Linked DNA regions of Mus musculus: regions 1 and 3 are each linked to region 2. The links are chromatin loops, found by intact Hi-C in ENCODE. Cell type or tissue: left cerebral cortex. All regions are shown on one strand. Each heading gives the region's core, and the rest is flanking DNA. Links, peaks and the distances in the headings are about the cores only.

Region 1 (10,032 bases), core at 3,575-7,574, 140 kb after region 2:
TCTCTTTACCACTGAGTTTGTTCACCAGCTTCCTCATTTTCTGTGTTAATCCCCAAAATGTGAGAAGACCACAGATCCAACTCATCAAGGACAAATTAATTAAAGCAAGCGTTTCTTATTCTTGTACACGGGCTGCCTCCCTCTGAGGGGCTCAAGAGGTCAGCATTGGAGGTGAGCAAGGTGAGGTTTCCATAGCTCAGGGAGGGGGTGGGGAGAGGTTTCCAGATGGGAGGAGTTGGTGGGACAGAATATGAACTTTATGTGATAAGTCATAACGACCTCCTGAGACAAAGGCATCCTCGCAAGATGCTCTCATAAGGTAGTCATAACAGCAGGTAGTCCATTTGAAACAAAGGTAGGGTGACAAGATGGTTATGGCTGCTTTCTGAAGCAGAGACATCATTGTCATCTCGTGGAACGGGCAGTTTAGAATCATTTGAAGTTATAGTCACAGGTGGAGCATAGCCCAATCCTTGAAAAACAGATTTAGTCGTAAACAGGAATGAGCCTGGTCTGTCTTTACTAGAAGATAGACTTCAAGCCCAAGATGGAGGCCGGCTGGTTCACCACAAGCTTGAGTTAGCAGAATGGAGATGTACTAAGAAGTGAAAGACCTCCGTAGTAGAGCAGGCACTGTGTACCAAGCCCTGGGTTTGTTCTCTGGGATGGAACTCCCCAGCCCCAAGTTGACAACACAATTTCTGAGTCACTCTTCCACAGTGTTCCTACTGTTCACGTAAGAGTGAATGAAATACGTGTCCGTGTATGAATTTATAAATAGAAATTGTATAGTTTATATGACTTCACGTGCCTCAAGTGCCATTGTGTTCCCATTTGAGCTGGCATTGCATGATATGAAGACGAAGAGTAAAATTCATGGAAATACTCCAAAAATTTTACTGTGTGGAGAAAGAACTATGTTTCTTTACAAATGAAACATGGTAACTAAAAAGATCTTAGAAGGGGAAGACCTCACATTTTTATCCATTCAATAGCACTTTATTCACATCCCTAACACACTTGTCATTTATAGATTACGGTTTTACATTAGTAGTGCAAATCTGTAAATTGGCCCTCGCTGAGTGGTGCTACTTAGCTGTGCGTGGTCAGGAAAGCCTCTTTGGGGAAACGGCACTTAAGCTGATATTGAGATGTTCAAAAAAACCGAGGCCATGAAAAGACTTGGGAAACAGCATTCCAGGTAAAGGGAATAGCTACTCTAAAGACCCCCAGAAAGCAAACAAATATATGGTATTTCAGAACCAGAAGACCCCATCCCCAAAAAGCAGTAGTTAAGGAGCAGAGTCACTAAAGATGAGTCCGGAGTGTGAAGGGCCTAAGTCTAGAAGAATTTAGGCTCTTTGTGGTAGGTCACCATTGGAAAGTTTCAGGTCACGGAATGAGAGGAATGGCTGTTAGCATGGAGGTAAGAGGGGACTCTGGGAGCCCACCCTGGGCTTTTGTAACCGTAGAATTTACCCTTCTCTGTAGCAATTGTTATAGGCCTATTGGAATTTCTAATGTACTTGCAGACTTTCAAATCCCAGAACTAAATAGCTAATCCTTTGTATTCGTGGCATTGGTTTATTCTCTGTATCACTGGTGTCTAGCACTGTTTGCACCCTGCAGCCATTTCCTAAGCATTCAGTAAATAAATGTTCTCAACAGGATCTAAACCCTTGCATGGTAAAAGCTCCGACTTTGGGATTTTCTTTTTTAATGTAAGGTTATTAATTAGAGGAGTTACAGGGAAATATTACTTATAAAGAAATCTCAAAAAATATTATTCAAAATTAAGCATTGATTTTAGAACATTCAGCATTTAGAATTTGAAGTTATGCATGGCCTTTGCCTGAATATGAACCCAAAGCCCTAGCTATTATTGATGCTATTTGGCCAGACGTTTCAATCTGGTGGCTTGAGACTAGAGATGGTCAGACACAGTTTGAGGTTGTTTTTGCATGGTGTGTAAATATTATGCAGAATTAGTTGTTAATCTTTAAAACTAAGGCGTTTTTCACATAAGGATTTGATTTTTCTTTTTCACTTGAGGAACAACAAACATACAACCAAACCAAAAATGTGGCCACACAGGATCTGGGTGCCAGTAGATCTAGTCCAGGCAGAATGGGGACAGCTACTTCCTTAGGAAGGGGCCCGCCTTCTCGGTTTTATTTTATATATTCTCGACTTTGCTTCCTCCACTTCCTTAAGCTACCTGCCCAGTTCTTGAAGCACATGATTTGTGACAGCTCTTTTTTGAGACACATAGGTACTGTTGCTATCTAAAGTGAAGACTTTGAGAAGGTAATATATGTTGCTTTGTTGCTGTAGGTTGATCTCTTGTTCTTGTCCTTTATCGCAGAAACGAGGTGGTCAGACCAGATCCATCCACGCCTGGACCTGTCAAGTTAGGACAAAATGTGGCTCCATTATGTTGGTGGAGAAATATCGAGGCTAGGGAAGGCTCTCCAGGGAGAGGCCGGAGGACAGCTTTGTTACCAGTTTGTCACACAAAGGGACATTATAAAGTTTTTTTTTACCTTCCACCTATGTTGTCTGTAACGATTTAAAGGTAAGAAACAAAGTACATAGGACTGCCTCTAAGAATAAATACCATAGGCCATCTACCCATGGGTATACAAGGTTCAAACTTCTTTCTGAACCCAATATACACTGTGTTCTAGGACACTCTCTGAGCAGGGCGATCAGGTGTGTGATTTTAGTTTTTATCTGCTTGGGCCAGTGCTTTTATTTAGATAGCGACATTTAATCTATTATACTGTTTTGTATGAACCCACATGTTTATTTACTGAAATGTACGGAACAGTCCACAAAAGATACTCTGTGGCAAAGCTAACAAAGGCTGTTTCCACAGAGCTATCTAAAGGCATGTGGAAGGACAATGATGACGTGCAGAACACACAATGGGACACTGTTGACAGAATCTCGGGATCCCGGAGGAGCTTTTGAAAGGCCAGCAGGGAAAGAAAATCCGTTTGCAAGGATTTACCACGCTGCACGCCTCCATGGAAAGCAGTTGTGGAAATGCTTGGCAGTACCAGGGCCCGGAGCACTTTGCATGTGCATAGGACCGAACAGTAATGCACTGAAGAGGCAGAGGGGTGGAAAATCGTTCCACGTCCCAAGAGATCGGGCAGAGGACAGGGCCAGGTTTGGGAAAGGGGTCAAGGTCCGTGCCACAGAGGGGGCAGGTGGCTGCGGGGACGCGCCTCCGGTGGATGGGAGGGGGAGGGGGGGTCGGCTCGCCTCCGCGCGGTGCCGCGCCCGCCTGGCCGTGCCGCCGGGGCGGGGCGCACCGGACCGGCCACGGCTGACGCAGGGCAGCGCGGAGCCTGGCGAGTGGGGGCAAGGGGCGGCGCCGCCCTGAGTCACCGCCCCCTCCCGCGCCTCCGCGCCGCCACCTTTCCATTCAGTCGCCCAACATGGCTGGAGCACGGCGCTGAGCCCTCGCCACCGTCACCGTCACCGCCGCCGCCGCCGTCACCACCGCCGCCGCCTGCCCGGAGCGCTCGGCACGGAGCTGAGCCCCGGGCGGCCGCAGGCATGTTGGGCGCTGCGGACGAGAGCTCGGTGCGCGTGGCTGTCAGGTGAGCTGCGGGTGGACAGGAAGGAAAGCTGAAGCCAGCAAGCGGACGAGCGGGCGGGCGGACTCTCCTGCTGCCCGCTCCGGGGCCGGTGCGTCGCATCGCTGCTTCTCGGGGGAACAGCAGTGGCTGCCCCGCACCCCCACACCCCGGAGGATCGGGCGCCGCTCGCTGCACGCACGGACGCCTCGCGTTTGGCCTCCGGGTGAGCGTCGCCCGGTGTCCCCGGGAGTCGCCGCTGCCGCCCTGCAGGTGGGCCCGAGGTGTCTGTCCCCACCCCCCACTCCCTCCTCTCCAGCCCAGCCCCTGCCGCGCCGGCTGGGTTCGGAGCCGCAGACAAAGCGTCGCGGTGACAAGCGCGCCGCCCGCGCCCACTCGGGTCCCCGCGATGGCGTGCGTCGCGACACCTGGCCTCGCAGGTGTGCTGGTAGGGAGTGTGTTGCGGGACATAGGCACCCGCGGGAGGTCTGGAGAAGGCAGGCAACGTCAGCCAGCCGGAGGGTTAGATGGGCGACTGGGAGAAACAACCTGAGGTTAGTTAAGCACCTTGGATGTTGACAGTGACATCACATACGCCTGGGGTTGAGTTTTGAAATGCTGGCTGTGTCACCTTGTTGTGGTTAGTGACGGTGACATGGACATTCGGTGTAGTTTGGCTGTTTTGATGCATCGCAAGAACTCCGACAGTTGCTCTTGGAAAACTGCAGCATCATCACACTGAAAAATTAATGAAGCATTCCTCTTAGACCAAGTGCATGGCTTCCATTGCTCTGATAGTATACTGTTAACTCAGTTACAATATAAAGATTATAAAGAGAGCCTGTCTTCAGAGAAAGCCAGAATTCGTAAACATCTGTCAGCGCCTTAGTCGAAAAATTGAAAGTTACATAATGTAAGCGTTCCTATGGTTATTTTAGTGACAAATCTTGATTAAGCCCAGAAGTGGCAGTTTTGCATGTCCTGGGTCTTTAATTGTCTTAAAGCTGGGCAGTGGTGGCACATGCCCTAATCCCAGCACTTGGGAGGCAGTGGCAGGCGGATTTCTGAGTTCAAGACCAGTCTGGTCTACAGAGTGAGTTCCAGGACAGCCAGGGCTACACAGAGAAACCCTGTCTCGAAAAACAAAACAAAACAAAACAAAACAAAACAAAAAAAGAATAAAAAGAAATGGGAAGGTATTTTGATTCCTTTATTCTGCAGATAATGGAATTACCATAGAATGGAGGTGACGGTTTTATTAGGTCTGGCCCTTAATGGCCTTCCTGTCTTTGCCTTCCACGTCCCTGGTCCTGATGCACACATGATTCATATTTTAAGGCCAAACGAAAGCTAGTAGGATGAATAGGAAGAACAGTCTCATCTAGTAATGGAAGATATAGTCCAGGAATAACAGAAAAGGGGAATAAAAAATTTCAAATGTTTTACAACGGAAGTGTGTAAAGAGTCGTAAAACCGTCACATGTTTTAGATCAGGTAAAAAGCTTATTCCTCATAATCTGTGACTTTAAAGCTGTTTTTTTTTTTTTTTTTTTTTTTTTTTTTTTTTTTTTTATGTCTTTCTTACTGACGGGGACAGGAAGATTATTAAGTCAACCTTCCAAAATTAAACTGATAGCATAGACGGAAAGAGAGTTACAACCCAGAAAGCTTACATGTGCAGCCCTGGTTCTTACCCCCGTGCCTGTGCAGGTGAGAGACAGGGCTATGCCTTACCTCGTTTTACTCAGTGTAAAAGGTCGTCAGCATCTTCCCGATCCTAGACTAGGTCAATTACAAGTGAATAGCCTTGGCAGACTATTTCTATCTGGACATCTTAGAGGAGAGCGAGTTCACCACGAGAGGGAGTGAACTGAACACTCCCCGGGTCCTCCAATCCAGTCTGCTTTCCAGTTGTGGAGAAGTAAATGCATACAAATGTTGGGTCTAGACAGAGAATTAACAGAGGATTTGGCCCTCTTTCTCCTTTACGACAACGAGACGATGAGCAGTGGAGAATTGGGCTGTTCTTTCATAAAAGCAAGTGCGTTCTCCAGGTGCGTGTGTTCTAGTGGGCTTAGAGGGTTTGTAAAATAAGCGCCCGGGAAAGATGCTGAGCAGAAAGTTTCTAGCTGAGGGAGAATGGTTTTTACTCTGTTTCGGGGGATATTTTGGTGTTTGAGTTGTCTGTAGGTTGTCTTTCATTGAGAAGGGATATTGATTCAGAAAGTTCAATGTGGCAGCCAAACACCTGAAATATGGTTAAGCTCCATAACTAAAATTTAAGTTTAAATTATTATTATTATTATTATTATTATTATTATTATTATTTTGGTTTTTCGAGACAGGGTTTCTCTGTGTAGCCCTGGCTGTCCTGGAACTCACTTTGTAGGCCATGCTGGCCTTGAACGCAGAGATCCAACTGCCTCTGCCTCCTGAGTGTTGGGCCTAAAGGAGTGCGCCACCAGGCCCTGCTCAAATTTGTGGTTCAGTTTGCTGTGTTCTTGCCTTACTGAAGCTTGCTATGTTTTTTATTTATTTGAGGCAGGGTCTCATTGGGTTGCACTGGTTAGCTTGGAACTGGGAGCGCCACTTATATCAGCCTCCTTTGTCCTGAGGGCTGGGATCGTTAGTTTAGGAAGTAATAGAAAGGAAAGAGAGAAGAGACCAAAGAGGTAGAAGTTGAAAGTCAGCGAAATCCTTTTATTTATACAACATGGGTTAATTCTTTATCTTCAGATAGGGGTTACTAACTGCCCTACTTTGCTCTCTGTTGCTGTAATAAACACAAGGACCAGAAATAACTCGGGGAGGAAAGAGTTTATTTGACCTTACACATCCTGATCACAGTCTATCATTGAGGGAAGTCAGGGCAGCAACTCAAGCGTGAACTGTGGAGGAACAGTGTTTTCATATATAAACCAGGGCCAGCCATCTAGAGGTAGTGCCAACTGTGCTGGGCCCGCCCACATCTATCATTGGTCAAGAACATGCCTGCAGACACGCCCACAGGCCAGTCTGATGGAGGCAACGCCTCACTTGAGGTTCTTCGAGTTTGTGTAAAGTTGACAAAAAGTAACCAGCACATAAGTGTGAAAGGTGTGGTGGAACGAGTTTATTAGTTAGGATGGCACTGGGTTTCAGGTTTCATATTTCACTATCGTTGCTGCTTGCCCTCCTGCTGTCTGATTTGCTAATTGCTTACTATTCTGATGAGTAATTATGGGGTAGCGAATGTGTACCAGGACTTTCAGTTTAGTGAAGCCATGAAAACAGAAATTACCCTGGAGGCTAATACCATAATCTGCTCTTTCTCATTGATTTTTCTTCCAAAACAATGCAATATTTATTATTCTGGATTTTCTTCCCTAAGACATACTACATGCCTGTGAGATTCTGACTCAGAAATCATCATCATCATCATCATCATTATTATTATTATTATTATTATTATTATTATTTGTCAAAATCATTCATGATCTGGCATTATCCAGATTAGAAAGCAAGATGCATATTTGTAAAAGGCAAAATATACTTGATATGACTAGAGGAGTTTTAATCATAAGCAGCAAACTTGCTGGTATTTTAGTATTTCCCTCTGAACTGGATGGGCACTTATGAACTAACTGTATTTCATTTGTTTTTCCCTGTGGATTAACTATTTTATCTTCTCAGAGTAGTTTTCCTTTGGTTGCAGCTTCATTTCAAGCAAGTGGTAGTCAAGTCAGAGACTAGCCCATGCTTATTCTGAAATATTGCTGCACGTTTAAGAAGTACATTAAAATTCACATGTCATTTGTTTCTTATAAGTCATTGAAATTGTGTGTTAAACGTAATTTTGGTGTCCTAGAATTATAGACAAAGTGGATTTTAAAGCAGAAAGGCCCCTTCGGGAGGCTAGCTGCTCAGGGCCACTTATTGAGTTGACAGCAGAGGCCCAGACATGTAGAAACCTCTGTCTGAGGGCACAACAGTCTGATCTGCAGTGTGGATCTAGGCTTCATGTTTTTCTTGAGTCACCTAGAAATCGAGTATCATATATAACTTGATTAAAAGTACCAAGAGTTTTAACCCTTTAAGGACACATACTGAAACTTGAGTTGGTGCTGAGATGAGTGTCTCCACTATTGCTGTCCATTAGTTTTGCGTTATGAATCCCTCGACTCTAGGACTCAACTGGTAATTCTAATAAAGCCCTGCGAAGGTAAGGAAGGACCCTTGTGGCAGAAATCCAGCTCTAAGGTTTTGAGATTCCGGCAATATTAAAATATGAAGAATATCAGAACTGTGTTGTAAAACAAAAAAAAATCATACCAACTTTTGTATTGATTTGTTTTTGTTTTGTTGTTTTTGATTTATTTAAGGATGGGGTTTCTCTTGGTAACAGAACCCGGGCTTTCGTGGACTTTGTAGACCAGGCTGGCCTTGAACTCACAGAGATCTGCCTGAGTGTTGGGATTAAAGGCGTGCGCTGCCACACCCGAGTTATACAAGTTATTTGTAGTATTTACATATATTGATGCTTTCACAACAGTCTTATAAATGCAATAGCTAACAGTCTAGTTATGAAATAATTTAAAGCATACCCATTACCCTTCCCTCCCTTATGAATTCTAGGCCTGGGGCAGGTGGTTACAGCCTAAGCCCCATCTTGGTTCTTAAGAGTTTTGTTTTGTTTTTTTCCCTCCAATATACTAAAGAATTATCACATCTCCCAGTAATAATCTTACTTTAGGGAAGATGGCAGGAGAAGATGGCAGGAGAAGATGGCAGGAGAAGATGGCAGGAGAAGATGGCAGGAGAAGATGGCAGGAGAAGATGGCAGGAGAAGATGGCAGGAGAAGATGGCAGGAGAAGATGGCAGGAGAAGATGGCAGGAGAAGATGGCAGGAGAAGATGGCAGGAGAATGGGGTAGGAGTGGGTGGGGATTGTTTGTGGAGATTGGGAAGGAGACACAGAGATGGAAGTCCGATGTGGAGGGCGCCCTTTGCAGGTTGCCTCACTACACAGCCAGCTCCTAAGCGCCACATCATCTCAGGATCTCTCAACCTTGTTTCAAGGGACATGAAGAGTGGTCCTAAGGGAGGCTGGTCACCTAAAATGTATGAATCATTTATTCATCACATAATTATTGAAGGTCAATCATGTGCTGGTATTACATAAACTATTGCGATAGTAAATATTAATAATAAGTGCTATGTAGACCTGTGGAACAGAAGAGTGAGAACTGGATAGATAGTCAGGCATCTGTTGAAGTCTGGGCTCTTGCTTGTGACAAAGGTGGTCTTGACTGGGTACGTGCTTCACACTCTCTTCAGTGGGTTGGGGAAAGGACTAAAAAGATGAACATGTATGGAAAAGTGATTTTACTTCCCATGAACATGGAAAGTGGTTTTGCTAGACTGTCAAAGTAATGTTACAGATGAGTTTGGTAGAGTGTGTCTTTCCTGTATATTACAGACTCCAACGATTGGCTAGTCCTTCTAAGGTGTGTGACCCATTGCTGCCCACTCCCCTCCCCCCCCCCCCCCGGGACAGGGTTTCTCTGTATAGCCCTAGCTGTCCTGGAACTCACTCTGTAGACCAGGCTGGCCTCAAACTCAGAAATTTGCCTGCTTCTGCCTCCCAAATGCTGGGATCAAAGGCAAGCACCACAATGCCCGCCTGGGCAGCCTGTTTTTGAGTGTTTTATTGCTTTTCTCTCACCAAATGGTACAACATCGTGTAAACACCTAAGCCCCACCCAGCTTTACACATATAAACCACGTTCCATCTTGCTCTGCAGTACCAAAGTTCTGTTTTTACAGTTTAGTAGAATACACCATTTTAATTCTTTCTTTTCCCAAACAGCCTTTCAGTTGACATGGTGTGTGTGTGTGTGTGTGTGTGTGTGTGTGTGTGTGTGTGCTTGTGTGTCTGTGTGTGTGTTATGGGGTGGGGGGAGGGTTACTATCATACTAACAATTTTTGAGTTGAACTGTTGTTTATTTGTTTCATATAACATAACAGGGAAGGGGCAAAATTAGATCCTAAATTGTGAGTATTCTTTCTGATTTGCTTACATACGAGTTTTGAAACTACAGCTAATGTTTTCATCATGCTTTTTTTCATCCAAGTTGGCAACAAGTCTTTACATTGTACAATGGATTCAAGAATGTGTGAACTAGCAGAGCAGAGATATCACTGTTACAGTAAATTTGTTATTGTGTATGTTTAAAATGATGTGTTTGGACCCTTGGGCAGAGGCCAGGGACTAGCACTGTAGGGTGAGTTGTGTCCTTCCAACTTCATATGGGATCCGGAAACTAAAGTCAGATTCAGGATTGTGCAATAATTAATTTTTTTTTGTTTTTTGTTTTTTCGAGACAGGGTTTGTCCTGACAGTCCTGGAACTCACTCTGTAGACCAGGCTGGCCTCGAACTCAGAAATCCACCTGTCTCTGCCTC
Region 2 (10,032 bases), core at 2,967-6,966:
TTCACTCCTTTTTTTTCCTTTCCTAGTTTGAAATTCAAACTAATATTGACTTTATTTTTTTCTTTCAATAAAAAATTAAAAGAAACCCCATAACAGTCTTAATGTCTTACTTTAAAAGAATATGTAACCATGCATTGTTTAACAAAACAAATACACTTTGAGCATCAATTCTAGGCGGCATTATCATTGGCCAAACATGAAGTGGAGTACCACAAAACTAGTAGGAATGTATACATTATTCTGTATGTTCTCTTGATACAAAGAGATACAGTTAGCATGAGAAGTATAGAACTGGAGTGTTCCTTTAAAAAGCCATTTGATAATCAGGTGTATCCTGTACAACAACAATTAAAAGTATAGTATAGTATCTATATGGACCAGTAGCATTATTATTATAACCTAGCATATGGTATTTTGTTATATTATGTCCAGGAGCACAGTAAGTCTCTTTATGACATGAATAATTCAAATGCATGAGTGATGCTACATTCTATGACACTTATGCTTACAAAGTCAATAGGCAAGAGGGAAATTTTCAGTTCTTAAATGCGACCCATTGTTGACCTGGATGTGTTGTGGCACATTTTCTGCCTTCTTTCCTCTCAAACTGAATCCTTCTATCCCTATCAGAAGCCTAGTTTCAAATCTTAGGACCCACCCTCCCCCAGTTGGTACATGCAGTGTGGAGGATAAAGGTGGGGTTTAGATTATTATAGTTGGGTCTGTGCTAAACTGACTGACTCTCAAATCAAATCACACGCTGACCCTTTCCATAACTCTAATATCTGACCTTCAGCCTTCCTTGTACCACAAATCCCATGTCAATTTTTTTTTGTCTTGATTACTTTCTTATTTAATTCTTTTCACAAGTCTCTTACCTCTGGAATTCAAAAGTTGTTTCTGCAACATTATGCTCCAATACATTCATTATCTGGCCTACTGTTTTAGGGTTTCTATTTCTATGAAAAGACATCATGACCATGGAAACACTTATAAAAGAAAACATTTAATTGGTGCTAGCTTACAGTTCAGTGGTTTAGTCCATTATCATCATGACAGGGAGCATGGTAGCAAACAGGTAGACATTGTGCTCAAGAGGTAGCTGGGAGTTCTACATCTGGATCTGCAGGATGCAGGGAGACCTGGCTTGAGCATTTGAAACCTCAAAGCTCATCCCTGGTGACACATTTCCTCCAACAAGGCCACATCTTTTAACAGTGCCACTCCCTGGTGACCAAGCTTTCAAATACATGAATCTACATGAGCTTACATCTTTAATGTCCTTTTGACCTAGATTTCCTGCTCACCAGCCTTTCTCTGATATGGCTGCTTCTTGTTTTTCAGTGATGAATGGTATTTCCTCCAGCAGCCAGCTGCTGTCTAACCTAGTCAGTCATTCAGCCTGCATGAATATCCTGCCATTAACCTTAGTGAGGTATATCCTGTCCTCTGTCCTTTCCAGATGCACTTAACCCTTCTATGTTTAGCTACCAGAAGATGTGACAGAAATGATTTAGTTGTATGTGTGTAAAAGAGTCTTATTTTCATGCACCAATAGCATGATCCAAGGAATAAAATATTTTGTCAATAATTATTATGACTCCACAGTCTCCACATTTGGGCTTAGAAAAATCAATCCCTTGCCCGGTGTTGAGAAATGAAAACCTCAATGCTTCAAGCACCGTGGGCAAGCACTTTAAACACAAAACCATATTACAGCCCAGAAAGTCCTTTATTATTTTTAATTTTTAAAGTTAAAATATAATTACATCCCCAGCAAATGTTTCCTCCCTCCAACTCCTCCTATATCCTGCAACTGCTTCTTAAATTCATGGCCTCTTTTTCTTTAATTGTTATTGTTACACACACACACACACATACATGTACTTTCATAATTATATAAATAAAACCTATTGTGCCCATTTAATGTTGCTTGTATTTATATGATTTCACGGTTGAGCACTTAGTATGGGATGACCAGTTAGGGGCTCATTCATCTCTGTGGAAGTCTATTTCTCCCTTTCTTAGCTCTCCTTAGTTGCCTGCAGTTTTTTGTCTAGGCCAAGGATCTGCTTAAGAGTTCCACTTCCGGACACATGCTCCACTATGTTATAATAGCCAGAAGCTGGAAAGAACCCAGATGTCCTTCAAAAGAGGAATAGATACAGAAAATGTGGTACAATTACACAATGGAGTACTAATCAGCTATTAAAAACAATGAATTTATGAAATTCTTAGGCAAAAGGATGGGACTAGAAAATATCATCCTGAGTGAGGTAACCCAATCACAAAAGAACACACATGGTATGCACTCACTGATAAGTGATTATTAGCCCAAGATACAATTCAAAAACCACATGAAGCTCAAGAAAAAGGAAGACCAAAGTATGGGTGCTTTGGTCCTGCTTAGAAGAGGTAACAAAAAACTCACAGGAGCAAATATGGAGACAAAGTGTGAAACAGAGACTGAACAAAAGGCCATCCAGAGATTGCCCCACCTGGGGACCCATCCCATATACAGTCACCAAACGCAGACACTATTGTGGATACCAACAAGTGCTTGCTGACAGGATCCTGATATAACTGTTTCCTGAGAGGCTCTGCCAGAGCCTGACATATACAAAGGTGGATGCTCACAGCCAACCATTAAACTGACCACTGGGTCCCCAATGGAGGAGTTAGAGAAAGGACTGAAGGAGATGAAGGGGTTTGCAACTCCATAGGAAGAACAACAAAATCAACCAGGGACTAAACCACCAATCAAGGAGTACACATGAGGGACCCATGGCTCCAGCCACATATGTAGCAGAGGACTGCCTTGGTGGGCATCAATGGGAGAAGAGGCCCTTGGTCCTGTGTTAGCTGGAGTTCCCAGTGTAGGGGAATTTGAGGCGGGAGTGGGTGGGTGGAGACACACCCTCATAGAAACAGTTAGAGAAGGGATGGGATAGGGAGATTCTGGGGGGAAATTGGGAAAGGGGATAACATTTGAAATGTAGATAAATAAAATATCCAATTAAAAAAAAGAGTTCCACTTCCATATTTCCATGTCTTCTGGTGTTGTGTTGGTCCTGGTCCTGTTTAAGCAGCTATGCAGTTAAAAGGATCCTAGGTGAAGCTCCCCTGCTATTTCTAGGAGACATACTTTCACAGCAGATTTTCTGGTCCTCTGGCTCTTCCAGTCTTCCCACCACTCTACCCTGATGTTTCCTGGACCCTAGATGCAAGAGATGCGCTGCTGTAGATGTATTAATTGGCAGCCCAGGGAGTCTTATCAGCATTGCTTGAGTGTGCTAATATGACCAAATACCAAAGATATGTGTCATTTGTATGTTGGTACATCTGTTAAGTTGGATGCAAATAAAAGACCTCTGGATAACAAACAATTCTTAGATTTAATATATGTATGCCAAAGAGCTCAAAAGAATACTGTTTTTTAAAAATCATTCTTGGTAAAGGCAATTCTTTGACTCATGTCTAATGAACAATAACGATCACAAGACATTGGGGCACATATTCTAGCAGGGAGGTTTGCAGACTTCTATATACAATGTTTTTTTTTAAACAACTGACTATTTTATTTAATGTCTACACCCACTTCCCAGAATAGCATCGTTTCCATTTTACAGATAGAAGGCAAAGCTGAAGCACAGAGAGGACTAGTAACGAACACACAAGTGACCCGTTGTGATGTGACAATCACCATGTAGCTATCTTTCACTTCTTTAAATCAGGACAGATGTGGGGGTGTCAAAGTGCACTCCTGCCCTGGAACTACTATGGAGGATCAAAAGGGAGAGTCTGTGCATAATAAGGCCCAAGTATAAAATGATGCTTAGCTTAAGGGTCAAATAACACTAGCAGGTTAAAATAAGCCGTTCTACCTAACTGTGCTGGGCTCTGGCTTAAATGCACACCTTCAGGATAAGCCAGTCGTTGGAAAGACAGAAGAGAGGAGCAGAGAAAGGCTCTATCATGCAAAATCACCTTTGCCTTGCCTTCAAAAAAAGACCTTCAATTTATTAAAAATTATACAAAGTTTTGCTTGACTATTGATCCTTATGCCTTCCACTGGGAATGTGAATAATTTTTAAACTTTCTTGATTGTTGTCAAACAGCAAAAATGTTCATAGGAAGAAGCCAGCAGATTATCTCTGAGCCTAAAGAAAAACATGAAGAAAAAAAAAAAAAGTCTTGAAGAAATGCTTCCTAAAAATTGTTTTCCATCATAGGATCCCAGTTCGATTTCCCAGCTGATAAAATTCTTAAATTACCTCCAAACAAAAACAAACAAACAAACAAACAAAACACAAGGGAGATTTTTAAGTCACTTCGTAAGCAAATATTAATGTGTCAGATAACATTGCTAAACATAATCGTGGAGCAGAAAGAACTTTATTATCAGGACAAGTTAGTACCAAGGGATCTTGGGGAAGAACTCTGGGTGTAGCTCTGAGTGACTGTTTTCTGTAATACCCAAGCTCGCCTCCAGCTTATTTACAATAGCAGCCAATCTAATAGTTTCTGTGAATATCTGGGGAGAGTCGAAACAAGGGCGAAGGGCGGGAGTGAGGGGGGGGGGGGACAACATCTTCTGAACAAAACATTCTCAAGGATACATGTTTGCTATTTTGTCTTATGCCTCTCGCTGTTATCACTCTCTTGTCTGACTCCTTTCCCTGGGCCGGTTCCGTTAATCCTCTTGAGGCTCCTCCCTCCTCTCGCTGTTTCTTTCTCTCTGGGCTCATTAAAGCTGCTGCAATCCTTCCTTCCCTCTGCCTTCCCCTTTGTAGAAATCTTAGAGACGGGATGTATATTCTGAAACTTCTGAGGGTTTCTAAGTGCCGCTGAGCATGCTCAGTAGCTCTAAGGGAAGGTTTGTTCTCCAGCAGCTGACCTCATTCGACCTCTCCAGAAATAGATATTTAACTCTCTGAACTCCTGTTTAAGTATAGGATTTGTTTTGGCTCTCTCTTCGTTTTTAAGGTTCAAAGGGAAGAGGCCAGGAGTCCAGGGTCTCACCGCCCACGCAGCCAATGAGACGCCTGTGGGTGGAGCCTGGCCAGCTCTGGCTGCTGAGGGACTCGCCCCCGGAGGATGCGGTGGAGTTTGTGCTTTGCTGCATCCGTCACTGAAGAACAAAATAAGAGTAAAGGAGACAAGCTGCAGAGCATGGGAGGCTGTGGGGTCTTCTGAAACCTTTGCTGGGCTTTCCGCGGAGCATGAGCTTTTAAAACGAATTCTTTTCAAAGAAACCCATTTGTGTAGCTGGAAAAATGATACACATGCTAAATGCAGCAGCCTATCGGGTGAAATGGACCAGATCCGGTGCTGCTAAAAGGGCTGCCTGCCTGGTGGCTGCGGCATATGCTCTGAAAACCCTCTATCCCATCATTGGCAAGCGTTTAAAGCAGCCTGGCCACAGGAAGGCAAAAGCAGAAGCTTACTCGCCTGCAGAGAACAGAGAAATACTGCATTGCACGGAGATCATCTGTAAAAAACCTGCGCCGGGACTAAATGCAGCTTTTTTCAAACAGCTACTAGAACTTCGGAAAATCCTCTTTCCAAAACTTGTGACCACTGAAACGGGGTGGCTCTGCCTCCACTCGGTGGCTCTAATCTCAAGAACATTTCTCTCTATTTATGTGGCTGGTCTGGATGGGAAAATCGTGAAAAGCATCGTGGAAAAGAAGCCTCGGACTTTCATCATCAAATTAATCAAGTGGCTTATGATTGCTATCCCTGCTACCTTTGTCAACAGTGCTATCAGGTACCTGGAATGCAAACTGGCATTGGCCTTTAGAACTCGCTTAGTAGACCATGCCTATGAGACCTATTTCGCAAATCAGACTTATTATAAGGTGATAAATATGGATGGGAGGCTGGCAAACCCTGACCAGTCTCTTACCGAAGACATTATGATGTTCTCGCAATCTGTGGCTCACCTGTATTCCAACCTTACCAAACCTATTTTAGATGTCATTCTAACCTCCTATACTCTCATCCGGACAGCTACATCCAGAGGAGCAAGCCCTATAGGGCCCACCCTGTTAGCAGGACTTGTCGTGTATGCCACTGCTAAAGTACTGAAAGCTTGCTCGCCCAAATTTGGTTCGCTGGTGGCTGAAGAAGCCCACAGGAAAGGCTACCTGCGGTATGTCCACTCCCGAATCATAGCCAATGTAGAAGAAATTGCCTTCTACAGAGGACATAAGGTAAGACAGGCATTAAAGCAACGGGTGAAATGTGAGACTGTTCAGGCAGCCACTGCACTGCCAGATACCATCTGTTGTCTTGTTGACAGACCCACTTTCTGAGCATTTTACAGTCCCCGTGCCCCCCGCTCCACCCCCACCCGCCGTCCCCGTAGCTAAATCATGCTAAAATACATGAGCCCTTTAAATCGCCAGCCAGGAGAGAATGAAAGAGTCCAAACTTCTCTGAAGTTTCATGAGAATAAAATGTCTATTCTTTTTTAAGTAAGCGGTCTTCATAGCCTCTGTTACTCTAGTGTGACTGTAATGAATGAGCTCAAAGGCTTTTTCTTAAAACTTAAGTACTAACTTGGTGAAGGGTTCTGCACATTGTGAAGTCCATGCACTTTTAGGAACTGAGAGTAAACTTCTTTGGATTGAGAGGGAGATGTTGGAGTATCCTTTGTCGTTCTTTTGTGTTGGGGGATGGGGAGGGGGCGAGAACTGCTTTCAAAGAAAAAAACAGTTCAGACACTTTTGCAAGACTGATCAATGAGAGTGGTGTGCAGATGAGGAAATGTAGAGGAGTGTCTCACGAAATGGCCTTTACTTTTAACTTTGGCTGAGGACATAATTTTGACAGAGATAATTAAATTTTGCCTAGGAGAGGAGTAAAAACTAAGATTAGCGAGGACAGGAGTAGGAAGGAGCACCGCGGTGCTATTTTTAAATGGTACCGATCTTCAACAGTCGAATAATTAGCCCAGTTATGTAAAATCGTAGTGTCTTATAGTGGCTTCACAATGTTGAGTATGGTATAAATTGGGGGTGAGGACATCTGAAATACAATACCAATGGTTTGGCAAGATAGAGAGGAGTATTTTTAAATATATTTTAATTTCCAAGCAGAATGGCGTTCCCTTTAAAGCATCAAGAATTATCATTGTTTCTTTCTCAATCACAGAAGCAATCCGAAGGAAAAAAAATCTAAACTAATTTAGGACCTCTATTCCTACTTGGTATTTGCTATGTGTGCCGTGTCCTGATTTATTTATTTATTTTTTTTGTTTGTTTGTTTGAAACATTGAGCTCAGTGTAAATTAGTAGATTCTTCATTCAAAAGACAAAATCTGGGAAACTAAGCCAGTTCAAAACAGTATAATTATACACGTTGTGTTTGGTTTTGGTTATTTTTGGTGTTCTCAAGAGTGATATGGGTTTAACAAGGCTTACTTGTATCGTCATAAAATATTATTTAATTTTAACATCTTAAATTTTAAAATTTTAAAAGTATAAGTTTTTCCCTCCCTCCCTTTCTCTCCCTCTTTCTCCCTCCCTCTCTTTCTTTCTCTCTAACTGTTGAGAAGTATACCCAATGCCTTATTATGCTAGCAATGGGTAGCGTTCTGACACTGAGCTAGGCTCCTGTCTCACTCATGTGTATTTCAAACAATATTACATGTACCAGATAACATGTTTTCATAAGTAATACTAAATTATGACTAATTCTGGTGTCTAGTTACATGTATTAGTTGTAGAAATGTATCAACAATGGCTATACTAAAAACAGCAAAATAATATATCTACAACATGGAAGAGAATCTTACGCGATGCCACTGTTTATTTCCATAGCTCATGCTGGATTTATTCTTATCCTTTTTTTCCCCCTTTTTAGGTAGAAATGAAGCAGCTGCAGAAATGTTACAAGGCTTTAGCTTACCAGATGAACCTGATTTTATCCAAACGTTTATGGTACATCATGATAGAACAATTCTTGATGAAGTATGTGTGGAGCAGCTGTGGACTAATTATGGTGGCTATACCCATTATCACTGCAACGGGCTTTGCAGATGGTGGTAATAACATCCATGTTTAATCTTAAATAGATGCTTAACATTGTTTCTCTTGAAGATGTCATTGCATGTCCCATGTGTTACTGTGTAGACAGCCAGTCTCTGTTGTTACTTGTACTCAGAAACAGTGACAGGTTTTAACGTTCAATACTCAGACCACCAGTATGAAAGAAGCAACAGGTAGCTCAAGGGACCTTACCACGAAGGTCTGTGACATAGTATCTCTAGAAGTCTACCTGGAGCAATTTCAATTATACTGCTCAATGACTTTTCAGTTTACATTTAATCACAAATCAGATCAGTATTTTCAGAAAGAATATGACATAGGCATACCTCATGGTTTGTTCTTAACATCCCAGAGAATTAAGCATATAAGTTTCCTTATATGCTTAATATAAACGGAATTTGTCCTGATTTGTGATTTGAAAGCTGATTGGCTATTTTAGATAAGCAGAAATGCTATTTCAGAGTGCATGTAATCATGCGGATGGGTTCTCCTCTATTTGTAGTAATATAGACATCTCCCCATTACATGGTTTGGTGATGTTTAGGGGACGGGACTCATCAAGATGCAGTTACCTAATTCGATCCTATCCCTGTCTCTACAGTTTTTACCAACATCCACCCCCCCCTTTGGGTATAACTAAGAAAGGTAAGGGCAAGAGAGACAATGTCATGGTGCTCTCTCTGTGTGAAGGCTTGAGTCTTTACTGGCAGGAATGAAGGGGTTACAGTTAGAGTTCAGCTTTCATAGGTGGTTCATATTCGAGAATTCAGCCAAGCACAGAGCAGAAAACGGAGTCTAAAGCAAAAACAGAGAAAAATCTGTCCGTGATCAACACATACCTTTTATTCTCTACAGAGCTCACTGTAGCAACTGTTCCCATAGCCTTTGCAACACATGAAGTATTGCAGATAACCTGGAGATATTTAAAGAACACGGGATAATATAAACCCTGTAATCACTCCAGTGATTTCTCTAAGCAACTTGGCATAGGTAGATCTCAGACTCTTTAGGGTCCCTCAACCAGTCTCCCCATTTCCCCACAGATAAGAAAGAATGGCTGTAACTGATGAAGAAGGATTTTCTGTTCTCCAAAAATCAAATATCACCCCGTCTTTAGAAACTACTTGATCAAAAATTTAGGAGTGAGCCAAAAGCAGACTTTTGAGAGAAACAGAGTTTGATTTCACACTTGGCCCCAGTGATTCCTACTGAGGCCCTCTTAGTCACGTCAAACAAGCCTTGGGTCCCTCTTCTGGAAAAGTAAAACAGGAAAGGCTACCTCAGAGGGAGTTTTGAGACATAGCACAGAGATGCTTCTGAAGGACAGAGCTGTTGTGCCTGACTTGTGGTAGCTGTTGTTAGAAAACTGAAGACAACACTTAGAATAATGTAGGAGAATTTCGAGTCTTTTATAGTTGTTTCCAGTTAAATCTTAATGCCTATTGCTTAAGGTAATAATAAAAACACATGAAAATGTAATGTTTTTAAAGTTACTTCAGTGGTTTAGTTCATTTTTATTTTTAAAATGTCTATTTGAGTCATTATTAAGTTAAATATATTCATTTAGGGGAACTGTGACCTGTCAGTGCTTCTTCGTGGAGGGCACTACCCACATAACGAATATACTCCACAAGTAAACTGCCAAATAGGAACTGTGGAAATTGAATTTTATCTGGATTTATGTGTTCACATTTACCAAGAAATCATTTGAAATTTCTATTGTAAAAGATACTCTTAGTAATAGTATTCATGACAAAATCCTTTTGAAAAGAAAGAACTACTTTTCCAAAGGAATTTTTACAGAAAAAAAAAAAAAAGGAAAAAACAAGAAGGAGAAGAAACTACTGAAAAATGCACACCCTTAAGATTTGCTAGGAAATTTGGCAAAATATAAATTAAAAAACTATTTCTTAAACTAATAACATTCATCAAAAGGTCCCATATCTAATCTACATTAGATACAATGCCCACAAGATTA
Region 3 (10,032 bases), core at 2,989-6,988, 61 kb before region 2:
AAAGCGAGAGAACAGACTCTAGCCCAGTCTGGCAATGCAGATGTCGCTGGTGTCCTTAGCAAACCCTGCTTGGCACACCAGAGGCCAGAGGCAGGAGCAATGAGGAAACGGAGTGAAGGGAGGAGATTTTCATTCAACCGTGGTTCATGAGAAGTGTGACAATTTCCACTCAGAATATCATATGCCACCCTACTGAGATTTCAGTCTTTGACAACACTGAGTAGTTTACCACATTTTATAAGCCTCAAAATTATGTTTTTAGTGTTTATTTGGTTATTCTACATTTCAAATTATTGTGAATTCTTAAAAAAATAAATAAATGATATATTATGTTTATCTGTATACATTTATGTGATACAATAAGTACATATATATACAAGTGTGTGTATATTTATATATCTTGATAAGAAACTTTTATAAAAATTTATTCACTTTATAGATGTAAATCACTAATACTTGGTCAAATAGTTAATTTTACTTTATTGTTTACATTTTTCTAACATTACATTTTAAATTTTCCTAAGATTTTTAACTTTGAAAATAACTTTTGTTTGTGTAATTTTTTTTCTATGGTTGGCTGAACTCTTCTTAAAGTAAAAAGAGACAAAAATGATGTTAAATTAATATAGCATACATTAATAAGCCAAAAATCAGTGACTTACCAAGTCAGTACTGGAGCTGAACGTGCTCTCGGTCGGCCGAGGAGAGTAGCTGGCAGACTGGCTGCTCTGCGAAGACTCCAGGTCTGAAAGAAAGGTTCATTCGTGCTACGCATGCGTCAGCAAAGTGAAAGGCATCGAGTGTCACTGACTGAGCAACCGGCGCTGTTAAATGTGCCAGGCTTACTTAAAGGTTTGAAGTTTAACACTTGTTTTTCTAGCAGGACAAATAGGTGTTTTCTCTTTAAAAGATTTGTGTCCACAAGTAAATTAAATTTCAAAATGACATAAAATAAGAGTAGAGAAAATAGGATTGACTTTTCAATATATGAACCATTTTTAAGAGCGAATATCTTAAAGTGTGACCCAGGAGGCACCAAGCTCATGAAGCCTGCGGCATGGGGTGCCTGCTTGTCTAGCGAGCAGACATCTCAGTGCAGTCAGGACTGTGCGATGCCGCCTAGCATGTCAGTATCTGCTTAGTCAATTACTTTTCAATTCCAAATAAAGTTTGGAATGGGACTGGATGTATGTCGTGGCTTTGTACCACACATAAACACTGCAGAACAATGGCAGCTTCCATTACCTTGTGCCTTGGTTTATGTATTTTCAACAAGAAAAGCAAGCAGAAATGAAAACCAAGCAGGAACGCATAAGGAAGCAGTCACCCTCACTCACTGCAATTAACCATGAGCACTAGCTACTCATGTCCTGTGTCAGGACTGATGCTCTCTGTAACAGAAACTGAGCTCCGCTAGCTGTGAGGGACAGAACCTAGTTGTGCTCTAATACCTGCATACACGAGAACAAAATAAATTAAAAATTAATTTTAAAAAGTTATACTTCCACAGGGCAGTTATCTCTGAAGAAAAGTGAGGACTTGATATGACTGATAACAGTATAATCGACGCCTCCTCTGCCTTCATAAGGCTCAGCACGTGCATAGGCGCTATCATCCCAGACACCACAAAGAAGAAGCATGGTGGCTCCCGAGGCCTCACCAAGAACACAGGATGAAACGGTGTGAGGACAAAAGGGACAGCTCACTTCAGCAGTTCCTGAGCAACAACGACACAGGTCGCTAAGGTGGTCTCTAAGGCTAAGCGGACATGCTCTCAAAGTGTTCATGATCTTGTGCTGCAGAGAGGAAGTGTGTGGTTTGAATAAGAATGGCCTCGTTAGGTGAACTCACATAAGTAGATGTTTAGTTCCTGGCAGAGTCTGTTTAGGAGGGATGAGGGGTGGGACCTTGTTGCAGAAAGTGTGTTACTTTGAGACCTCAGAGGCCCAGTCTCTCTGTCTGTCTGCTGCTTGTGGATCAGATGGCGAGCTCTCAGCTACTGCTCTAACACCATGCCTGCCGCCGCCATGCTTCCTGCCATGATCACCACTGGCTCAACCTCTGAAACTGTAAGCAAGCCCCAAGTCACATGCTTTCTTTCCTAAGAGTTGCCTTGGTCATGGTGTCTCTTCACAGCAATAGGATAGCACCTAAGACAAGGAGTGTGACTTTGTAGGAAGAGGTGTGCCATTGGGGTAGGTCTTGAGGATTCAGAAGCCAACTTATTCCCAGTCAGTTTGCTCTCTTTCACTCTGCCGCCACACGCTTGTGGATCCGGATGTAAGTTCTCAGCTCCTGCGCCACTGCTGTACTTGCCTGCCTACTGCTACCCTCTCCACCATGATGGTCATGGACTCAATCCAAACAAGATTTGGCTATACCCGTGCTCTCACCTGCACTGCAGAAATGAGAGATGACTCAGGTTATGGGAAGGTAAGAGGGGGTGCACCATACAGCATGCGAGATCAAACAGACAGGCAACAGAGACAGGAGTCCAACTGTGGCACCACAGCCTAAAGCTAGGAATGCACACTGGGCAGAGGTACTACTCAGCAGAGTTCCTACCCAGCCAAAGTACACACAACCGTAGGAGGAAGAATAAGGAAGTTGGTGCACTATTCCAATGGCTGTGGCACAGGGAAAGAGGCTGGCAGGCCTTCCACACCTGCTCAGAGCCTGAGTCACAAAGAGTTACTTCTTTGTAAAGATGCTTAAAATACCAGAGGCAAGGTCATACTTGCAGGCAGGAAATACAGCCTGGGGAACTCTCTCTGTCTCAGTCACAGAAATCCTCAAAGGACATACTTGACTTATTTGAATTACTAGGGCAAGCAGCCTTCTCTCCCACCCATAGGGACTGATGGAAAAGACAAGAGAAGGCAGATAAAATCAACTGGGAAGAAATATTGACTGGGTTCATAACAGTTTCTACCTACTTTTTTTTCTGGGATGTCAAAAGAGAAAAAAAATCCCTGAATGAATGTGTAGGGAATGGGTGAGTCCCGAGCAAGTGAACTGCTCCCACAGCTGGCGTGAACACAGCCATGTCAAGGACTCCAGGGCCTCCAATGCAAATGACAAAGCTGCCCCTGGTCTGTGTGCAGTACTGACCACGTATAAGCAACATAGTGACTGCAGCTTCTTCCTCCCTCCAGGGATTTAGAGCCTGAGACCACTTCCCACAGAGACCTCATACTGAGGCTGGATCCACCTGCATCCTTGTTCAGCTGCACACAAACGTCTTCCTCCCTGACTCAGATGTATCTAAGAACCACGCTGGTTGTCCAGGTTATCGCTGCTGTGCACTCCATCAGCACACTCATTGCATGCAACTCCAGAGTTTCCGTATGTGTGCTGTCAGTTCTTCACTCTCATTGGCCGGTCAGGGCAATCCGTAAAGTTGAGCAGGTCATGGCACTTCTTAAACTTCATCTTCCACTATTGACATTTTGTGCTTTAATTGTTCTTAGTTGTGCTTTAACTTGTCTCTCCCTATTTTCCAGGAAAGGCTGCTCTGGCTGTGTTTTCCACTTTGCAACATAGTTTACCCTTATACTAGCCTTTCTCATTCTTACTTTACTCGCTTGTTTTTCCTTCTCCCACTATTTCCTCAAAAACAAAACAAACAAACAAAAAACAAACCTCTTGCCTATAAAAAAATTGCAAAGTAAAATTTCCACACATACTATTCTATGGTGTCTGTCTGAATTTCGGGGACAAGGGGAAGTGCACACATTTCTAGTACAAGCTGACACTGGAATGTCATCAAATCACTATATCTGTTACTCAGCCAACTTCCCCCTAAAGAGTCAAGTGAAGACAACTCACCAGAACTCACACAAGATAAATGAAGTTCAGACAAACTCAGCAGATTAGGAAAGACAAGTAGACAAACCAATCAGTAACTTCAGGCAAAATTTGAAATACAGAGGAAAAATTCAGCCAGGAACTAGAAATACAAAAGAAGAGAAGGAAGAAAAGGAAGAGGAGGAGGATGAAAAAGAGGAAGAAAAGAGGAAGAGGAAGAGAAGGAGGAGGAGGAGGAACAAGAGGAGGAGGAGGAGAAAGAGAAGGAAGCTAACAGAAAATTAGGAAAGAAAAGAGCCAACACAACAAACAGCTCGGTGGACTCATCAACAGCTGAGACCACACGGAGAAAATGCCAAGGACGGAGACAAATCAAGACAAATGCCCTACGGTACATGCAAAGAGAAAGCACAATGAGCCTGACAAGATGTTCGAGAACTCTGGAGCATGATTGCAAGGACAACCCCAAGAATCCAAGGTAAAAATGAACTAGAGAGAATCAAACAGCATCAACAGTTTGTTCAAAAAATTATAGCACAAGTACTAAACCCAGAAAAAGAAACCCCCTACCTTTACACCCCAAAAGGTAGGGGGTGTAAAGCCCCCAAAGGACCTGAGCAGAGAAGAACCTCTCCAGGGTGTAGCACAGTTAGAATGCCAAAAACACACAAGAAGCGCAACATTCAAAGCTGTAAGAGGAAAATACCAATGGCAGAAATGTCAGACTAACAACATCACATCTCACGTCAACTTGGAAAGTAAATAACTGTCGATCAGAATTGCTACACCTACGAAGATTATCTTTTGAGCTTGATGGAGAAATAACATTTCAAGATAAGCACAAGCTAAGATAATTCAGGAAATATACCTAAGAAGAACTTTTATGTGTGTTCCAGAACTATCAAGAATGGTCAGAATAGCCAAGGACACAATAGTGACAGCACCAGAGTCCAGCGCCAGAAGATGCACAAGTCTAATAGAGCGTGTAAATGCACACGGTGCTGGATGGCAGGAAAAAAACTAATCCGTGAAAGCCACGAATAACAGAGTGGACGGATCTCAAAATAGAATATCTGCTGAAAAGGGAAAACAGACTAAAAAAAAAAAAAAAAAAAACAAAACAGGTAATAGTGACCTCTACGGACCATAGTAGGAAATGCAACAGGCCACATTCAAACTACAGCTGTGAAATTGTAAATTTACACTATATGCGTTCATTGTTGACTATTTTATAAAAGAAAAAACAAATTTAATGAATTGTATTTTAGAATATCTATGAAATACATACTGGTAAACCCTTTAAAACATTTAAAATTCAGTTTCTATCTTTTTCTTTTCTAAAATAATAAACTTAACACATAGTTATACTCACAGATTTTCTCAGTAGACATAGGCTGCCCTTTTAAAGGACACATTCCTCTTCTTTCCATTGGGATCTAGAGAAAAGAATCAAAAATTTAAAAACCCAAAGTAGGGATAACAGTATTCATTTATATCTACACTGTCAGCCTGTTTATACCACTTCTGCTTTGTATTACTTTCTTTCAATAAAGACAACTTCACAAAGAAAACCCTCTCCAACTGAATTGAAATTCCACTCGGCTTAGAAACATCGAGAACAGAGGAAAGCTTTGCTAAGAACTACAGCACTAACAAAAGGAGAGGCTGCGCTCCATCATGGAGCGCGTAGCTGAAAATAAATGCAAGAGACTAAAGTACTTGAGAATTTAGTCTGCTATACTTTTTCTGGATTTGTTTTGTTTGTTCGTTTGTTTGTTTTGTCTTTTAGGTTGGCTATCAGTTACTACTTCTCCTTTTAAAGATACAGTCAGAGCTTAGGATTGTAAATCACCTTCAGAACACACAATTGGTGTAAATTTACTACTTTTCTATGTAATTAATGATTTTTGTTTCCTTTATCGTTTTTTAAAACCAGGGTGTTTCTTAATTTCTAGGAAGTTAGTGAGGTTAAACAACTGGGTTTATTTTGTTGTTCTACTCCGGGTTCTTATAAATAAAGCCTGATAAGAGACTATGGCTACAGATGTCTCTGCTGGGAGGGTGTGGTGCCTTTTATCTCTGAAAGGCTACGTGACAGTTTGTATGGACAGAAAGGAGCACTTGCTGTGCCTTTTGGTGGGACACAGTTAAGGAGATATTGTCAAGCTGTCTCTCTTTCCTCTTGGACGTAAAGCCAGTTTACATTTCTCCCAAAGGAGAGGGAGCTCTGCTTGCTCCCTGGACCCAATATCTGTCTGAATTGCTTTTCTGTTACTGCAATAAACCATAGGACCATGGGAACTTAGAGAAGAGAGTGTTTACTGTGGAGGTGTCTGGCTTCCGAGGGTTAGAGCTCAGGACAGCTGAGCACAGGCAGGGCAACCTGACCAGCTAAAGCTTACATCTGGATTCAAAAGATGGGGGAAGAATTAGACACTTAAAAGGATGTGAGTCCTTCTGAAACCTCAAGGTCCACTTCCAGTTATACTCCCTCCAACGAGGCCACACTTCCTAATCCTGCCCAAAGAGGTCCATCAACTGGGGAGCAAATACCAAATGTAGGAGCCCATGGCGGCCACCCAAAGGAGAGGGGGCTCTGCTTGCTCTGCAGGAGAGAGGGGCTCCCTCAGCCTGAGAGCAGCGCTTCATGCTTACTAAGATTGCAAGTGCTGCTTCCTTCTTCTCCTTCCATGGGCTCTGCCCTCCCAAAGGCAAGGACAGTATTGCGTATGATCTATATTTGTCAATATTATGCACACACATAACCAATAGCTTTTATTTTTAATCTTTGTATCTATGATCTAGAAATGCATAGGGCTTTTTCTTTTTTACTTTGAAGCTCTTCACAATGTGTATGGTAATTTCAAAGCACCTCTGATTCCTTCCATTTTATGTAGGAGTGTGACTTCATTTACTTTCTACCTTAGTCAGGTGCCCCAGTGTGGCAGAAGAAACAGAGAAATGAGGGGGAGGAAAGAAGCTCAGTATAGGAGGGGACAAAGGGACAAGGGATAAATAACATGGGGGTTGTTTGTGTTGAAAGCCTCTAGAAACCATAGTCTGTCTATTTACCTAAAACTATGCATAATACATGTGAGTATACATGTATATGTATGTTATCGACATTACTGGAGCTTTTGTATTTTAAGACATCTCTTCTGTTTACAGCTCAGTTTAGAGGGTACGTCTTTATTATTTATACTGGGGAAATGTGGGTTCCTTAAAATCAGCTCAGCAACAGCACTAATGACCACATGCCCGCAGTGGAGAGGCCCCCCTTGTGTCCTCTAACCATGTTCTATTAGCACTCCTCACAGCTTCCTGCTGTGTCACTCAATCTCCTCTTCTGCCTTGCTGAAATGCTAGGGCTTTTCTGGAAGCTGTCTACTAACTTGTATTCTAAACCTTTTCTCCTGAGAACTGTATACATGATGTATTCAACAAAGACCAATGTATTAACGACTCGCGGCTTCAGCTGGCCTACAGCCTGTGAATGCAAATGCCTAAAACCATAGGCCATGGATCCCAAGCTCCTCGTGTCAGCCTTATCATTCAGAAATCTGCTCCTCCCCAAGTCAGAGAACAAGGAGGCACTAGCAAACAAACAGAACAACACAGCCTGGAGATCATAACTTATATAATAGCACGGTTGCTTCGTTCTCTTCCTAAAACCTCCTGGTAAATAAGCATTTCTCCCACACACACCTCAGAGACCCAGCCCTTTTCCATCTTGTGGCTCCAGGATTGCTTAGGGACATCACTGCCATCCAGTCATCAGCAAAGACAGAATACAGAAAAGCAACTTCCACTCCTCACAAGCCTTAGACTAGAGCGATGTATGCAGCGGCCTTTGCTAACTTGTCAGCCTTCTAGCCACAGGGTAAGCATGGCTAGGAAGCCACTTCCCAGCAGCAACCCTCTGCGCACAGAGAGTGAGGGCAGACTGAGCTGTCATGGGTCTCGTCTGCCACCTCCTGTTTTCAGGTTTGGTGAATTGTGCCATGATACTTCTCATTCACGTTTCTAGACCAGCAAGGGTACACTTTTCTCAGTTTCCTCCTGTCCCTTTACTAACCACAATCCGTAAAGGCCACCCAAATTCTCAGTCTAAGTCACCTTTCCATCCTGAACACCACTGCCCAGCTTTAAAAACACAATATCGGAGAAAAGGAAAAAAAAAAAAGAGGCCCAGCAGATAAAAACATTTGCACAAACCATATGACCCAAGTTCAATTGCTAGGAACACGGAAAAGTGGAAAGACAAAACCAATCCACACAGTTGTCCTCTGATTTTACACATATGCTGGGGTATGTGTGGCCCTCCTCCATCAATTAATAATCAAGACAATAATAATCAATGTCTCAGAGACATCTGCACAGGACAGTTTGGTCCAGGTAGTTCTGCAATGGTGGCTTTTCTCTCAGGGGATGCTAGGCTTCCTCAGGTTGACCATTAAAGCTGACTAGGACACTCAGCCTGGAATGTGTCTGCTAATCACATCTGTCTCTGTTGACAAGGTCAACTGCAATTCTAATGTCACCATTCTTCCCTGCTAGGACTTTTAGTGGGTCTCTGTTTACTGACAGGAAATTAAAGTGCTAAATATCATACAAATTCATTTGTGAGCTGGCTCTTTATTTTTGGCCAGAATTAACTTTTTGCTATTCCAGCACCCCCTTGTAATTTATAAGTTGTGTCTATGACAATAATTAAAATTGAACAAGGTTCTAGAACTTTGTAAAACAAACAAACAAAAGCCCTCAGTTACACCTCACTTTCTGTTACTACTTCCCCTAGATAGCCAAGGCATCCAGCAAGCTCATAACTGGAAGCTGTGCTCAGAAACTGCCTGCTCTATAGGTCTCCCTGCTAACTACCCAGGAAAATTAAAAGGCCATTTCCCTGGGCTCCCCATGCCCTTGGGATAAGCTGAGTGGCGGCCATTTATCTACATGCATTACTCTTGCTGTCTGCATAGCCACGGGAGAGGTTTACATGCAGGTTATATATCATTTTACATGTGTACCTTGCAGAACAAAGTGTAGACAGAATGCAAGCTTCAAGAGATGAAGAAAAAAAAAAACTCCCTGGTACCATTTTCTGTCCAGTGCTTACATAGTGTTCTTAACACTCAATACACGCACATTGTCTTAGGGTTTCTATTTCTGGGATGATACACCATGACTAATGCACCTTGAGGAGGAAAGGGCTTATTTCAGCCTGCTTTCACATAGACCCCAGGACCACCAGGACAGTGATGCCCGCACCCACAATGGTTGGGGACATCCCCCATTAATCACTTATTAAGAAAATGCCCCACAGCTGGAGCTTATGTGGCTATTTTCTCAACTGAGTCTCCCTCCTTTCAAATGACTCTATCCAGTGTCAATGATATAGAACTAGCAAGCACACTTACTAAGGACAAACTGTGACAGTTCAGAATTTCATGTTAAGTAAGACAGTGGTCCAGTTCCTGACTCAGATGTACTCACCAAGAGACTGCTGAAAACAAAAGCAATTTTTCTTCAACAAAATCTTACAGTGCACTAGAAACAATTTTCAAAGGTATCTAAGCCATAACTTTTTCAGTTTAAGAGGATAGGAGTGTACATAAAAGTAAACTTAAGAATAAAAACTAATCTTAAACCAAGGTAACCTAAATGCTAAAATATGGCAACACACACTGGATTAATTAAAAAGACAACATGACAGTGAGCTTTACCTCATTCTGGTCAAAATCACATGACTGTTTGCAGTGTAATTCTTCCAAAGGAATATCAGCCCTACGGATTATTAAAAACAAGTATTAAAGCATATTTCGTCTGACAGTTATTATTCTAAATTATTGTTTCAAAACTAGGTCTCAAATCGTAATCATGGGAAGCTTCTTAAATATATGGATTGAAAAGTATTATGCCAACCTGACTACTTATTTTTAATGTGTGGGCTAAACATCTATATTTTCTATACATGTGCATATTGGGGTGTGTGTGTGTGTGTGTGTGTGTGTGTGTGTTGTGTACACGTGGTTGCCAGAGTTCAACGTCAGGTGGTGTTCCTCAGGAGACATCCACCTTGCTTCTTGAGGCATGGTCTCTCACCGGGTCCTGAGGTTTGATCCGTAGGAAAGGCTCGCTGGCAGCAGGACCCAGTGATCCTCCTGTTCTCCTGTGTTCCAGTGTTGGGGTTACCTGTGTGCACCAATGCACCCAGCTCTTTTACAC

Evidence for each region. Hi-C counts contacts between places; a loop is a spot of excess contacts. Peaks named below come from ENCODE experiments on the same cell type or tissue, not always from the same donor. Only the 100,000 strongest peaks of a DNase experiment are listed, where the experiment ranks them.
Region 1: it touches region 2 in a loop (6-fold over the local background); 4 of 42 quality-filtered maps call a loop at or near these places.
Region 3: it touches region 2 in a loop (3.0-fold over the local background); 2 of 42 quality-filtered maps call a loop at or near these places.

The regions. Positions count from the first base shown.
Region 1 is chr15:91,043,238-91,053,269 of GRCm38, reverse strand. Kif21a (kinesin family member 21A) reads left to right here and starts at 3,319. Exons shown (of 37, transcript NM_001109040.2): 1 at 3,319-3,611. The coding sequence starts at 3,568. It overlaps Gm52215, which reads right to left. Exons shown (of 2, transcript XM_030248879.1): 1 at 5,322-10,032; 2 at 3,369-4,325. The coding sequence starts at 4,058. The coding sequence ends at 3,393. Gm36710 (a long non-coding RNA gene) reads left to right here and starts at 2,217. Exons shown (of 2, transcript XR_384343.1): 1 at 2,217-2,272; 2 at 2,366-2,547. In left cerebral cortex, for the core only: CTCF peaks have their summits at 3,755 and 5,441; DNase peaks (open chromatin) are centred at 4,296, 4,871, 5,424, 6,555 and 1 more place; H3K4me3 peaks cover 2,275 bases; H3K27ac peaks cover 1,521 bases.
Region 2 is chr15:91,186,853-91,196,884 of GRCm38, reverse strand. Abcd2 (ATP-binding cassette, sub-family D (ALD), member 2) reads left to right here and starts at 4,878. Exons shown (of 10, transcript NM_011994.3): 1 at 4,878-6,215; 2 at 7,870-8,050. The coding sequence starts at 5,277. In left cerebral cortex, for the core only: a CTCF peak has its summit at 4,470; DNase peaks (open chromatin) are centred at 5,050, 5,290, 6,009 and 6,711; H3K4me3 peaks cover 2,629 bases; H3K27ac peaks cover 2,470 bases.
Region 3 is chr15:91,248,074-91,258,105 of GRCm38, reverse strand. It overlaps CN725425, which reads right to left. Exons shown (of 13, transcript XM_030248865.1): 10 at 9,531-9,591; 11 at 5,180-5,243; 12 at 663-745. Among named protein-coding and RNA genes, the nearest start is that of CN725425, 54 kb to the right of the region's middle. In left cerebral cortex, for the core only: a CTCF peak has its summit at 4,958; no DNase peak of the experiment used is centred there.